Linked DNA regions of Homo sapiens: region 1 is linked to region 2. The links are chromatin contacts, found by Hi-C or POLR2A ChIA-PET in ENCODE. All regions are on one chromosome and are shown on one strand. Each heading gives the region's core, a stretch centred on a gene start or an enhancer-like site at or near the end of the contact. The rest is flanking DNA. Distances are from core to core; before and after follow the strand shown.

The links. Hi-C counts contacts between places; a loop is a spot of excess contacts on that map. ChIA-PET counts read pairs that join two places held with the same protein, here RNA polymerase II (POLR2A). Pooled maps may share reads with other maps.
Region 1: a loop to region 2 is called in a map of Caco-2, with 2.7 times the contacts of the local background. The contact joins two enhancer-like sites. A Hi-C loop is called at or near these places in 49 of 168 maps with a recorded cell type or tissue (B cell, CD4-positive, alpha-beta T cell, CD4-positive, alpha-beta memory T cell and 28 more), 14 of 37 single-sample maps with no recorded cell type and 33 of 50 pooled maps. POLR2A ChIA-PET finds 5 or more read pairs at or near these places in 2 of 52 experiments (activated CD4-positive, alpha-beta T cell and activated T-cell).

Annotation. Positions count from the first base shown.
Region 1 is chr2:174,048,254-174,055,940 of GRCh38, forward strand. No RefSeq gene overlaps it. Among named protein-coding and RNA genes, the nearest start is that of LINC01960, 27 kb to the left of the region's middle. RefSeq lists a silencer at 1,276-1,479 and an enhancer at 3,237-4,436. Within about 2 kb of position 3,623, at least 4 of the 41 ENCODE cell types and tissues checked have a DNase peak (open chromatin) inside an H3K27ac peak, as active enhancers do.
Region 2 is chr2:173,893,372-173,901,157 of GRCh38, forward strand. SP3 (Sp3 transcription factor) reads right to left here. Exons shown (of 7, transcript NM_003111.5): 7 at 7,404-7,786. Among named protein-coding and RNA genes, the nearest start is that of SP3, 68 kb to the right of the region's middle. Within about 2 kb of position 4,905, at least 4 of the 41 ENCODE cell types and tissues checked have a DNase peak (open chromatin) inside an H3K27ac peak, as active enhancers do.

The DNA of each region.
Region 1 (7,687 bases), core at 2,373-4,872, 150 kb after region 2:
AGAATGGCACATAATTGAAAACAATGAACACCCCCAATGTGCTAAACGCTCTAGTCATTAAAGCATTTTTTTACTTTGCAATAAAAGACTGTTCTTGTGGTTGTGGTTATTTATTTATTTATTTTTAGAAACCCCAAACACGCTGCTTCCTGTTCCCAGACTGACATCTGCTGGGGATGTCAGGCTGACCGGCTCCCCGCCAGGCCCGCAGCCGGCTGCCACTCGCGCCCACGAAGGGCAGCGGAGGGACGCGCCCGGGGCGCAACCCGCGGCGTCTGCTGGGCGCTCTCCCTCCGGCTGGCGTGCAGGCTCAGGAACTGGCCCTGGAGTCCCCAGTTTCTTTCTGGCTTGTAGCTGCTGAGTTAAATCCCAGAATGGCACTGGCTTGGCACAGGATCCTGGCTGTTGGCGGCTCAGGTGAGGTACTGATGCCCAGGTGAGGATTTGGAGGCAAAAATAGGCACACGGGCAGAGTGGGTGTCCTCTGCGTGCTGGATGCTCAAGTTTCCTTGCTTTCTGGAGGACGTCTACCCTGTGTATCTTTCACTTTTTTCTGTAGTGGTTCCTACGCCTTTGGTAGAACAGCTCCCTGTTTAGTCAGCCCTGGGCATCGGGTCCTGTAAGGGAGGATCTCCATCCATCCCCACAGATTCCAATCAGCAACCTTCAAGCTTAACAACCAGGAGCCGAGCTTCCTGTTCCACCCAGAATGAGTAGAATGAGGGCCGGTTTGTCTTCTCTTCTAACCCCTCCTTTGTCCCAACCTTGTTGTTGTTTACCCTGTGGCTGGGGCAGGGGGGTGAAGCTGTGAGGGGCAGGGGGGTGAAGCTGTGAGGGGCTGGGGAAGGGCAATGTTCCTTTTCTGTCTCCTGGAGACGTCCAACAGCTCTAGGAGCCTCTTACTATCTGTGAAAGGATGGCATCAAGCCTGAGTCTCTGACGCTGCTCTGGGCAACCTGCCCCTCCAGGCCCTTGCAGGACATTTTCTTTTCTTTCAAAAAAATTTTTTAAAATATATTTTTTACTTTTCAGGGAATGACCTAGAACATTGCAGAACATTTTTGTGAGATGCCCTTGGCCCCTCACAAAGCCAGCATCCTGCCCCAGCCAGCCCCTAACACGCTCTCCTGCACACACCTCCAGGGGGTCTGCATTCCTGCCTCTCTGAACCCTCCCGTTCACCCACATCTGTGCCTTCCTGGCCATCAGCCTGCCAGCCTGATCACTAGCCTTTCCCTCTTGCTCCCCGGTATCTTTCCTCTCTGGCCAAACTTCTCACCCCCATCCACAAACGGTACTCTCAACGGCAACCCCAACCCACTTAAACACCTTTAATGAAATCTCATTGCCACAGAAAAAGCCCTATCCTTCGGCTTAATGTCCAGAGACAACATAGCCTAGTCCAGCCCAGCCCAGCCAGGGTTTCCCAAAGCCTGGGAGCCTACCTTGGGGTCAGGGGATGCCCATGGAATCATTTTGTGGGGATGAGGTGGGGGCATTAAGAATGGAGTCACTGAATGAGAAAGTGATTGTATTAGTTCAATTTCACACTACTATAAAGATACTACCCAAGACTGCGTAGTTGATAAAGAAAAGAGGTTTAATTGACTTACAGTTTCACATGGCTGGGGAGGCCTCAGGAAACTTACAATCATGGAGGAAGGAGAAGCAGGCATCTTCTTCACAAGGTGACAGGAGAGACAGAAAAAGCCCAGGGGGACTGCCATTTATAAAACCAACAGATATCATGAGAAGTCCCTCACTATCACGAGAACAGCATGGAGGAAACCGCCCCCATGATCCAATCACTTCCCACCAGGTCCCTCCCTCAACACCTGGGATTACAATTCAAGATAAGATTTGGGTGGGGACACAAAGCCTAACCATATCAGTGATTCTGTTATGGAGAAAGTCTGGTTTGGTGTGAGTCAGCTTATTTTTTTTAAATAAACTTTAAATTTCAGAATAGTTGAAGATTTACAGAAAAATTGCAAGAACATTACATACAGTTCCTAAATACCCAACACCCAGTTTCCTCATTGTTAACATTGCTAGTGGAAGCTTTGAACACCTCCCTGATGCCAGTGAATCTCCTTTCAACAAGGATGCACCTCTGTAGCCACAGCTGGGAGGCTGAGCTGGACTCTAAGAACAAAGCTTTGTATGCAACAAATATATTTTCTGTTACCTTCTAGTTCCAGCAAGTGAGACTACTCATCCACATTCTAAAATCTACAAATCTCTGAAAAATGAAAGCTTTTTTTGTAATGTTGGGGCCAAAGCTCCTTGAGGCAAGCTATATATAGCTTCTGTCCTACTTGGTGTAAATAGTCATACATTTCTCTGAGAAATATTTATTGATTCTTTGGCTTCTGGGGGTGTTAACTACTGCAGGGCGTATGCTCTATATCTCCTTTCTAAATCAGAAAAAAATCTGAATTCCAAAACATATCTGGCACTATAGTTTTCCATTTTATGGTTGTGATATAGTTCAAAAGTAAATTTACGCCAGGAGTGGTGGCTCGCACCTGTAATTTCAACACTTTGGGAGGCTGAAGCAGGAGGATCACTTGAGTCTAGGAGTTGGAGATCAGCCTGGGCAACAAAGCAAGACCCCATCTCTATTTATTAAAAAATAAAAATGAAAATCAGTAAATAAATTTAAATAAAAAGAACAAGTCATTTAAAGAAAAACAGTAAATAAATTGTAAATACAAATTACCTGTATTTTTAAGTTTCTCTTTTACTTTTTCCCACTCTTCAAATAAACACACTAATTACTAGCACCAAAAACAAAACAAAGAATCTGCTTTGCCTTCAGGGTCCAATCTAAACTCCTCCACCCCCTGGCCATACCACGGTCCTGCTATATACCAGGCCTGCTCATGCCTCCAGGCCTTTACACGTTCTGCTAGTCTCCTTAAAATGCTTTTCCCACTTCTTTCCCTGGCAAACTCTAGGCCCTTCTTCCAAACTCAGCTCAGATGCTACCTCCTGCAGGAAGCCCTCCCTGGTTGCATCAGTCTTAATTAAGTGGTCATCCTGTGTGGTCCCGTGGTATGCTGCACACAATACTGTAGGTTAGGAAGGGGTTTGACCCCTAGCTCTGCCTCTTTTCAGCTGGATAATTCGGGTCACTTAATTATGCTCACTAAGCCTAATTAGTAAGATGAGTAATGATAGTTACTATTTATTGAATTCATGCATTATTCTAAATGCTTCACATGTGTAAATTCATGTAATCTTCACAACAAACCTGAGAGGTAGAAACTGTTATGATCCCCATGTAACATATCAGGGAATTGAAGCCCTGGGAGGGTAATTCCTTCTCAAAGTCACAATAGGCAGGGGCAGCCAGGACTTCTTCCCCTGTTTCTCTTATTCCCCACTGCAGAGTAGCTAGGGAAGAGCCTATATCACAGGTTACCAGGAGAATAAAATGAGATAGCCCAGGTCAAAGGCTTCATCTTTGCAGGCTACCCCTGGCCAAGCCTGTACTTGATACCCGAGACTTGGCAGGCACTTATTTATCTGCCTCTGAAGCTAGCTCAGCCAGGGGGCTGCAAGCCGCTGTTCTCTGCTGCTCCTCTTGGTTTTATCATTGCCTCATTGGAATCTTCCTGCCTGGCCCAAGCTGGGTGGGGCCTCTCCACAGTGCTTTCTACTGTAATCAGTATTTACAATTTTGGCCTCTCCCTCTGAGCTCAGCAGAAAGAAATGTGCCCCACGCACATTTGCCTTTCATCTAGCGCCCTGCACAGGGTTTGAACCAAAAGAACTTCATAAACATGAGAAGAATAAACGATGAAATAAATGCATGGATGAAAGGATGGATGGATGAACAAAGAAGGAATGGACACATTTTTGTCTTTAGAATTTCTAACACAAGGACATACCATAACTAGCGCAGAGTGAAAAACATTATCCAGATAACACTCTTCTAACCAGACGTTCAGAGACTGAACTTTGAAAACAAAGGGAAGGAAAGAAAACAGCTCTTTGCACTGCACTGCACTGTATGTCTGCACTTGGAGTAAAATAATGTGGTAGTGATATTCAGCTCTCATGGTCTTCCCTTGAGATGGGAAGCTGGAAAAGGAGCGGTTGACATTCATGATAAAGCTAAAACATCTTAACGGGCACTGAATAAGTTTGATGTTATAAATGCCATTTATAAGCGAATCTGAGGCAAGATCCTAAACAACAGAGAACAGCTGCGGCACATGAGCACTTACTGACAGGCTCCAGGCCACACAGGCTCTGGATTTGACGACTGCCACACTTCAGCACTGGCGCAGGAGCTGCTTATGGAAAAGCTGCATAGATGGCCCAATAACCACCCAAGACAGAAAGCCTATATTTCGATGATTTGCAAAAGGATGAAATGACATTGTCATTCAGTTTATTAGATTACTGCTTCTTATCTCCTTTCTCCTCTTTTAAATTTGGCACTAGGAGGATAACATATTCACTAATGATTGTGGTTTTTAAAGGTAAAAATGTTTAATTATGAGATAAGAGGAAATTATTTGCTGGAGAGCACGGAGCAGCCCGTGTGAGTACAGGAATGGCACCCTTAGGCACTGCTGTTTAATTTACAAGCTATTTATCTCCTCACCTACACCCAGCAGAAACAATTAGCACTTGGTAATTTGTTGATCTTATCTAAGTCATAGGATCTGTTATCATAGTTGCCACCACTGTAAAGGCTACACTATGTGAAATGAACAATTTAGAAATGGCTGGCTATTCGGTCATGCTCATTTAACTTGTTTTGAATTTATTTTAGACTGGTGAAGTCTTCACATTTTGGTCTCACTTCTAAATCAATGCATTAATTTTGGGAGGGATTTTAAGACGTTTTCAGAGACTTGTATTTAATACTATCACAGTGGGGACCAGACTCCTTTTCCAAGGAGCCACCCAGACCCCTTTTCCAAGGAGCCACCCAGACCCTCAGAAAGCAGTACCTGTGGAAACACAAGTGAACGGGATGAAGAATGATGCGATCTTGTATGAAAGTTTTCAAACAGCCGCCAAGAACAGCAACTCCTCTCCCATCGGCCCTCGGCCCCCCGGGACTCAGTGACTCCAGGTCAGCTGGGATTCCCAGGCTCTACCCTCCCTCCCCTTTAGTACCTAATCCCTTGAAGGGCTGAGATGAAAGTATTTCCAGACTGTCTTACTGTCTGTCACAGATTGTGAGCCCAGAGGTCACTCTGGCACCTCCTTGGCACCCGCTGGTTTTGCAAGAGACCATGGGAAGCACTTGCAGAGTTTCCCTGAACTGTGCTCCACAAAACTGTTCCAAAGTCAAATCAGTGTGGTGGAGGGAAAGGGGGTTTTAGATAGGAACTTTTTCTCGTCCCTCCCAATTCCATACCGTTCCTCCCCCATTGAAGCAGGCGGGGCACAGTGCTCATTACCTTCTGGAGGCTGCTGATCGGACGGAAACAAAGCCAAAGTCCTTGGGAGAATTCAGCTGACTCTCAAGCAAAGGCTGGATGAAGGGAGAGAGACTTACTCCAGCCTGGAAAGGGTTTTTGAGGAGAGAAGAAAAGGGGAAGGGAGACAGGAAGAAAAGGAGAAAAGGGAAGGGGAGGAGGAATGCGGTAGGGAAACAGGAGTCTGGAAGAGAAGTAGGGGGCGGGGAAGGAAGAGGGGAGAGGGAGGAAGCCAGGGTTTGTGGCTCAGGAGAGCCCCAGGCCCAGCCTGCAAGCAGAGCACCAGGGAGGTGGCAGAGACAAAGTGGTCAGGAAGTGCACCTAGACTGGGCTTGCAAACGCAAATGCTTTCAGGAGTCAGGCAGAACGGGTGAAACAGGCCTGAGAGGCAGTGGGAAATAGGAGAGGCTGAATCACAGGGAGGGAAGCATGCACCCCCACCCAGAGGATGAGGATCCCTTTCCCTCGAGCATCTCCCAGAAACTGAGCTCAGTCCTCAGACCTGGCAGATCCTGTGAACAGGGATTCTGGGCGTCTGAGCAGTGCCTGAGTGGATCAACAAGTGAGAACCAGGTGGTGGTGGTGGTTTTTTTCCCTCATCAATCTGGAAGAAAAGGGAGTCAAAATCAGAAATTAAATAGCTTCTTAGACACTTGGGTCTGTGCACCAAAATTTATACCAACGTCCTATGTTTGGGAAATGTTTATTTCACAAAGTTAAACAAATTTCCTTATTGTGGGACTTCTCAGAAATTTTAACATGACAAGATACTACATTCAGGATCTCAGGAAAAGGGATTCAAAAGATCACTAGTGCACTGGTAAATTATTAATAACCAACTTAAGGTTTAAATCAGGGATTTCAAAAATCCTAATTTGACTGCGTGCAGCAGCTCATGCCCATAGTCCCAGTGCCTTGGGAGGTCGAAGTACGAGGATGGCATGAGGCCAGAAGTTTGAGACCAGCCTGGTTAACATAGTGAGACAGCCATCTCTAGAAAAAGTAGGTTAGTCAGGCACAGTGGCCTGTACTTGTAGTCTCAGCTACTCAGGAGGCTGAGGTGGGAGGATTGCTTGAGCCCAGGAGTTTCAGGCTGCAGTGATCTATTAATATGATAGTGCCACTGCACTCTAGCCGTGTGACAGAGCGAGACCCTGTGTCTAAAAATAACAACAACTCTGATTTGTAGCACTGCCAGTTTTCATGGTGTAAATACTGTGATGGGCCATCCTAGCGCCAGAGCTTTCCTTGGGATTGGCTGAGGCCTTTGCTGCTCCACAATTCCCTGATCCCAATACTAGTTCCTTCGCTCCCCAACAAGCGGTGGTGATCCAAAGGGTTCTTTTCCGCAATAAACTTCTTGCATGCTAGTGTCTGCCTTGGAGATGTCTCCCAGGCAACTTGACCCAAGACTGGTCCTTTTACTCACAGTCATGAGTTATAAAAAGAATTTGCTTCCTTTTTTTTTTTTTTTTTTTTGAGATTGAGTTTTGCTCTTGTTGCCCAGGCTGGAATGCAATCACGCGATCTCTGCTCACCGCAACATCCACCTCTCGGGTTCAAGTGATTCTCCTGACTCAGCCTCCTGAGTAGCTGGGATTACAGGCATGTGCCATCATCCCCAGCTAACTTTTTGTATTTTTAATAGAGATGGGGTTTCTCCATGTTGGTCAGGCTGGTCTTGAACCCCCGACCTCTGGTGATCCGCCTACCTCGGCCTCCCAAAGTGCTGGGATTACAAGCATGAGCCACCGCGCCCGGCAGAATTTGCTTCTTGATTCATTATGATATTTCTGCATAGTTCGGGTTGATTATGCCTATGCCAGAATCTGATCTATATGGCATAACATACAGAAGGAATAAAAGACAGGGTCCCTGTGGTAACCAGCCTCTAAGATGGCCCCAAATGATTCCTGCTTCCTGGTATTCATGACCCTGTGGAGAACTGATGTAGGTACCCAATAGGATATTTTGGAAATGACAGTGTTTGACTCCTGAGCCTGGGCCATAAAAGACCTATGGCTTTTGCCTTGCTCTTGCTTGAGTCACTCACTCTGGAGAAAGCCAGATGCCATGTTATGAGGGCTCCTGAGTGGCTCTGGGAAGTAGCTCCACCAAACAGTCCACATGGTGAGAAACTGAGTAGCTCCAGTTTTGCGGTCACGAGAGTGAGCTACCTCGGGAGTACTGTCTGCAGCTCCAGCCCGGCCCTTGGATTGCTGTGCACAGATGAGCTGCTTCCA
Region 2 (7,786 bases), core at 3,655-6,154:
CTCCCAGACTCAAGCAATTCTCCTGCCTCAGCCTCCCAAGTAGCTGGGATTAAAGGCATATGCCACCACGCCTAGCTAATTTTTGTATTTTTAGTAGAGACGGGGTTGCACCATGTTGGCCAGGCTGGTCTACGAACTCCTGACCTCAGGTGATCCACCCGCCTCGGCCTCCCAAAGTGCTGGGATTACAGGAGTGAGCCACCGCACCCGGCCATGCCCAGCTAATTTTTAACAATTTTTTTTGAGAGACAGGGTTTCTCCATGTTGTGCAGGCTGGTCTTGAACTCCTGAGCTCAAGAGATCCTCCTGCCTTGGCCTCCCAAAGTGCTGGGATTACAGGCATGAGCCACCATGCCTGGCCCAGAAAGCCTTTTATACTCTTTCTGTTCTTTGCATTAAAAAAACAAAACAACAACAACAAAAAACCTGATGGACTTGGCCCATGTTCCCAGGTTTCCCAGACCCATTAGCCATTCTGTATTATCTTGGCATTTATTATCATCTTGAGCTCATGACAAAAGTAGAGAGGCAAATATTCAACATGGCAAAACACTTGCTAAGTAATGACAAATACCATTTGCATATCTCCAAATGGAGCTAATTTTGACAAGATAAAATAACTGAGTATGTAGGCTTCATAATGACCCACTTGATTTCACAAAATATTACAAAGGAAGGTCGATAAATTCACCAATTACTAACAAAAATATATTATATTCAACTCATGGAGAGAATTTTTTTAAAAAAAGATTAAAGAAACAAACAAACAAAAACATATTAAGAGTCATTATAGCCAGTGTAAAGTTAGCAGGTGAATCTATGTAAACTTTGCTTTCTCTGGATTTTCCCCTTATCTCCTTTTCAATACTTATTCTGTTGACAGTATCTTTTAATGCCTAAGAACTGCTTTAATAATCTTGAAACAGGAAAAATAACTAGCATATACTTGTAACAAAAGGTGTGTAGACATTGATGCTATAATTATACATCATAATAAAGAATATAATTCAATGTCCTAGAAGACAGCTTGCCTGAAAACATGTAGGAGATGATTTGGGACATCTTCAGGGACATAGCAATTTGGTAGTTGGAAAATAATTTAGGCAGCAAGCAATGTGGTCTGCTTACCCAAACCACAGAGCAAATGTAATTAAAAGGGGGAATGGAAAATATTGTGGGTTGGACTAAAAACAATTGGTTAGGAACTAGGAACTTTTTCTGACTATAATCTTCTCTTGTTACAAATGTAAGCATAGGGAAGCATTGATGCAAAGAACACGATCCGTCCAAACCCTTCCTTTTAACCACCTGGTATGCAGACAAATAATAAGAAAGACAGAGGTAAGTCTAGAACATAAGGCTGGTACATTTAGGTTCCTTTTTAAGAAAACGTCATACTAGATTCTGTGATTTAACATGCAAGAAAAAGAAGAAAACTAAAGACTTTTGAGGTTAACATTAAAAAAGAAAGAATAGTGTCAAACAAAACACAATACTCCTCTTCCTTTTCTGCTACCATTGGGTTGCTGGAAAAATAGCAGAGGAGATATATGGTAGAGTGCTAGAGAAAGCCTCATACCCTCTAGTTTAATTTTTTTTTTCTTTTTTGAGACAAGGTCTCACTCCTGTTGCCCTGGCTTGAGTGCGGTGGCCCAGGCTGGAGTGCAGTGGTGTGATCATGGCTCACTGCAGCCTCCACCTCCTGTGCTCAGGTGATCCTCCCACCTCAGCCTCCCAAGAGGGTGGGACTACAGGCACTTGCCACCATGCCCAGCTAATTTCTTGGGGTTTTTTGTTTTTTGTTTTTTGTTTTTTTGTTTGTTTTTTTTTTAGTAGAGATGGGGTTTCGCTATATTGCCCAAGCTGGTCTTGAACTTCTGGGCTCAAGCAATCCTCCCATCTCAGCCTCCCAAAATGTTAGGATTATGGGCATAAGCCACTGCACCCAGCCCCTGTACTATAATTTATTCTACTTGGAATTTCTTTCTTCCTAAAGTTCAAAATGTACCTAACACTTACCAGTTAACACAAGAATATAATCCCAAGGTCTTGAAAAAAATAATAATTAGGTCAGCATAACAAGTAATACTTGTTTGTATTTTACTGTCTACCACCACCACTGCTGTACTCAAAACTGGGGGAATCAGTTATCTTTCTTTTTTTAAGGTCAGGCTCCCCAAGAGGAGGTAAGTGAGGTGGAAAGTATATAAGAACCAAGGGGGCCCTGGCTACCCAGGTGCAGTGGTGTGCACCTACAGTCCTAGCTTGAGCTCAGGAGTTCGAGGCTGCAGTGAGCTTTAATCACACCACTGCACTCCAGCCTGGCCAACAGAGCGAAGGCCCATCTCAAAAAGGCCCTGGTTGCCTACATGCAAGTCAGGAGCAAGTGGGATACTGAGCTGATTGTGCATATGTGCAGAATGGTTCTTTGCTTTGAGCTCAGGTTGACTATTGCAACCAATTCATGTTTCTCATGTTTCTTCTGGGATGGGAACTGAGAATAGATCCACTGTCTATCCTACTGGGGGCCCTTTCTGCTCTACGAGGCATAGTTTGTCTTCCCAATGGACATTTTGCTAGGTAGGGCTACCCCTCTCCTGGTGCACCAAAGGTGCACTAGAAGCAGTTGAGGCAGAAGGAATAGGATGAAGCGTCAACGTAGCCATCAGGCATAGTAGGTGCAGTGCCTAGGCTCACAACACATTTAGGGGTCCATGAACATGTTTTTAATTTCTTTTAAGATCAGGAGAATAATGAATCCAGCAATCCCATTCCTAGGTATATACCCAAAAGAATTGAAAACAGGCATTCAAACAAGCATTTGTACACAAATGTTCACAGCAGCACTGTATTAGTCTGTTCTCATGCTGCTGATAAAGACATACCCGAGACTGGGTAATTTATAAAGGACAGAGGTTTAATTGACTCACAGTTCCACATGGCTGGGGAGGCCTCACAATGAAAGTGGAAGATGAAGGAAAAACAAAGGGACATCTTACGTGGTGGTTGGCCAAAAAAAAAAAGAGAGAGCTTTTACAGGGGAGCTCGTGAGATGTATTCAGTACCATGAGAACAGCACAGGAAAGACCCACCCCCATGATTCAATTACCTCCCACAGAGTCCTACCCACAACATGTGGGAATTATGGGAGTTACAATTCAAGATGAGATTTGGGTGGGGACATAACCAAACCATATCAGCACTATTCATAATAGCAAAAAGGTGGGAAAAAAAACACAAATGTCCATCATTGATGAGTGGATAAACAAAATGTGGTAAATACATACAATGGAATATTATTCAACCATAAGAAGGAATGAATTACTAGTACATGTTACAATGTGGATGAACCTTGAAAACATTACACTAAGATTCCAGACACAAAAGGCTACATATTGTATGATTCTATTTATATGAAACATCTAGAACAAGTAAATCCATAGAGACAGAAGACAGATTAATGGTTCTGAGGGGCTGGGAGGAGGGGCTTATGGGGACATGTCTGCTTAATGGGCACAGGATTTTCTTTGAGGTAGTTTTGGAAGTAGGTAGAGATAGTGATTGCACAATATTGTCAGTGTATGAAATGCCACTCAATTGTACGCTTTAAGATGGTTAGTGTACAGCATGGTGACTATGGTTAATAACAATGTATTGTATACTTGAAAATTTCTAAGAGAGTAGATTTTAAGTGTTCTTGACACATAATAAATAAGCATGTGAAGTAATGCATATGTTCATTGGCGTGATTTAGCCATTACACAATGTATAAGTATACATTTCAAAATATGCTATATATCATAAGTATGTAAAATTTTTGTCAATTAAAATTTTTTAATGCTAATGGCTCATTTGTTTATGTACATTTATCTCAATAAAAAATGAATCCAACCTAGATTATATTCATCTTTGTACCAATATAGTCATAATTTTAAAAATATATTTATGAAGGAGTCTATAAGGCAAAAGTGCCTAGGACCTATGAAAGTCATAATGCAGCCCTAACCAAGTGCACAGGATGCAGAGACAAGTGGAAGGAACCTGAGCCATCTGAGTGAGAAAGGGTAGTTGGTCAGAGCACAGCGAGTAAGGGACAGGCTCATGTGTGCGGAGGCTGGGGAAGCCGGCAGAGGCCCAGCCAGGCATGGCAAAGCCTCGGGATGCTAGGTGAAGTGCCAATAAAGAGTTTTAAGGAGACTGACATTTTCAAAGATCACTCTGGGCTGCTGATTGGAGTGTGGACTAGTCAGAGTCAGGAAGAGTGGTTACGAGGAGCCCAGATTCCAGGATACTGCTGTAATCCAAGCAAAAAATGATGGCTGTTGCTCGGATGCTGGTAGAGGAGATGTAGAGAGATGCATGGCTTTGAGACACTTGGACAATCAACAAGATCAATATGGGGAATGGGAAGGAGAGGGTGTCAACGTTAACCTTCCCCTTTCTGGCATGAGCATCGAGAAGCATATGACGTTATTCATTGAGATAAATACTGAAGGTCCAGGTTTAGGAGTAGACATTCAGAAACTGAATTCTGAACACATAAAGTTTGAGGTACCTGTGAAAGTTCCAAAACAGGGGCCAAATAGGTAATTCAATATTTTACCTGCAACTCAGTTGAGGAGTGGAGTGAAGATGGAAAACTTGGGAGTTGCCCACGTCTGCAGTAAAAGGAAATCCCAAGAACAAATGAGATCATCCAGTAAAAGAGTGCGGATTGAGAAGAGAAATCAGCTCAGGATCAAGCCTGGGAAAAATTCGACATTTAACTGCCAGGTACAAGAAGAAAAGCTAGCAAAGGAGAGAGAGAAGCGGAAAGAGGAAGAAGGAAACAGCTGGGCCATGGGTAGATATTAGGAAAGAATCTACTTCAACAAATGGAGAACAGCCAACTGATGTGAACACTGAGGTCAGGCAGTATGTGAATGTTTCAATGTTACATGCGTTAGTGACAGGGAGGTCACTGTTGACCTTTTCAAGACCATCTTTAGTGAAGTGAAGGAACAGAAACCAGATGGGAGTTATTTGAGAGGAGAGCAGGGGAAAAGGAAGTGAAAAGTGTGTGGGCAACTCTTTCAAGAACCTGATTGTGAGTGAGGAGTAGGTGACAATGAGACAAGGCGAACCCAGACTTCACTCACCTAGCTGCCTGCCCATGGGGCAATAGGGAAACTAAGACAGAAGTAACTGCCAAAAGCAAAGGAGTTAGCAACCCGGTGCTGCTAATTCTTAGAGGTCAATGACGAGCAAGGCCTAGGTCCTTCTGCAGCTGGTTGCCTGACAGTCTAGCAAGTTGATAGAACCCATGCCGTGACCCTGTTAATTTTATGACTGTTTGCAAAGGGACAGTTTTCTCTGCCCTTGTAGAGCAAAACCAGGGAGGAATTTAAGTTTGCAGCTTGCTCCCCACCAGATCTCACAGTTGTGATGGGATAAAGTCCTCAAGAACAAAGAAGCTGCGATCACACTGAGTCAGAGTCCAAAAAGCCACCTTCAAATAATGTTAAGACTGTATACCACCTTTGGTTGTTCTTTAAGTACAGAGTGTTAAAAGAGGTCGCTCAGCACTGGCGCTGCAGGCTGAGTCCGGCCCCATGATGCTCCCGCACATTCTAGGACACCTTCTTTCTCCACAGCCATAGCTGTTAACGGCTAACTTCTTTCCTCCGAGCCTTTGCCCTCTGTGTCCTAAGTTTAAATTCTAGGACATGAGAAATATCTCAAAAAACTGTCCCTTTATCCTTTGCCAATTGAAAAAGAAACCAGCCCAGCAGAGAGGAGACTAGGTAACACAAGACCTTGGTTCCGGATGGTGTTCACACCTACTGTCGCTTTTGCTGTGCGTCATCAGTCACATAATGACTTATAGGGCAGAATATTGCTTTAAAAAGTTGGTTTTGGCCAGGCGCGTTGGTTCTCGCCTGTTATCCCAGCACTTTGGGAGGCTGAGGTGGGTGGATCACGAGGTCAGGAGATCGAAACACGGTGATATCCCGTCTCTACTAAAACTACAAAAAATTACCTGAGCGTGGTGGCATGTGCCTGCAGTCCCAGCTACTGGGGAGGCTGAGGCAAAAGAATTGCTTGAATCCGGGAGGTGGAGGTTGCAGTGAGCCGAGATTGCACCACTGCACTCCAGCCTGGGTGACAGAATGAGACTCCATCTCAAAAAAAAAAAAAAAAAAGTTGGTTTTGTGCATATGTTGCTGCCTTATAGTTTCTAGTCTCCATTTCAGGGTTGACTCACTGTCTCCAATATTGGAGTAGATTTGAGGAACACTTTGGTTAGAAAGATACATTCCCATCATCAACTTTTCTTAGTTTTTTGCTGCCCTGAATTTGGCTTATCAAGTGAGCCTCAAGTTTAACACTAGAGCCTGAGCAAGTAAGGCCCTATGTTCTTTCTTTGAAAGTCATAAAAGGTTTATTAGGTCCCCTCATGAATCTAAACGTGCCAAGTAGACAAGGCCTATACGCAGGCTCTCCCAGGCTTGGGGCACAGTGCTCCAGATGTCACATCTGTGGATATTTAGCAGAGTTATACTGTAGCTCTTAGAGGATCATGTTTAAGGAAAAACAAAAAACAAAAAAGTAGCCCTTCCCTAACATTGAAATAAAGGGAATATGTTCTTATAATGAAAAAAGTACAGGAAACTAGTGAAACCAAATGGATTTTTTTTTAAGTCAGGAAGGTGATTATAGTCAGAATGTTATCAGCTTCTCTTACTATAACCTTCAGGGTAGAAATTATGAAATGATAATTTCATCCTGAATATCGGGTATATAACATGCACTCAAATGTTTGTTGAAGAAATAAATGCCATCAATCCTGTTTTAGGTTATATGAAGACAGCTGTGATACTTGAGATAATCACACAGGATTTGAAGTCAGAAAGTCTGGAGTACATATTCTGACATCTACTAGCTGTGTGTTTTGGAGTGATACTCTGGCCCACTCAGCTTTAACTAGAAATGGAGATAATGCCTATTCCACCTATCTTACCATGTTATAAGAACTGAATAATGTTATAGTTACATGTGAGAAAGAAAAGTAAATAGTAGTCAGAAGCAGGACAGAGATGTCTGGCACCACCACTTCTGTTTAACATTAAGCTGTTGATTAAAAGTAGAGGCACAAGACTTGGAAATGAAGAGACAAACATTTTCTTCTTTGAGGACAATATGACTGTCTCCACAGAAAATCGTATAGGATCTACAGGCAAACTATTAGAACAGCAAAAGAATTATGTAAGATTATTAGACAAAATCATTTTACAAATATCAATAGCATTTATATACTCCAGCATTGATCAATTTAAACATTTAATTTTAAGAAGCCTATTCTCCAAAGCAACAACAAAAACATAAACTACATACGAATCAGTGCAATAAAGGATGTGTAAGGATTTTCAAAGAGACAATAATTTATTTTTAAAAACCATTAAAGACTTGAATTAATGGAGAGATACAGAATTATCATGGATAGAAAGATAACATTCTTTCCCCAAATTAATCTATAGATTCAATGTAATTCTAATAAAAAACCTTAACCCGATTGTTTAATTCTACATAATCATTTAATCCTAAAGTTCACAGAAAGAGCAAGGGGTCAAGAACAGTCAAAACCATTTTGAAATACAGAGAAGGGTGGGCAGAGGAGACTTCCTTACCGGATGTCAAGAATTTAGGATAAATAACAGAGAGGGCATTATAATCAGCAGGGAAACGTTGGACCATTCAATAAACTGCTAAGACAACTGATTATCCATATGGAAAATAATGGACTTTA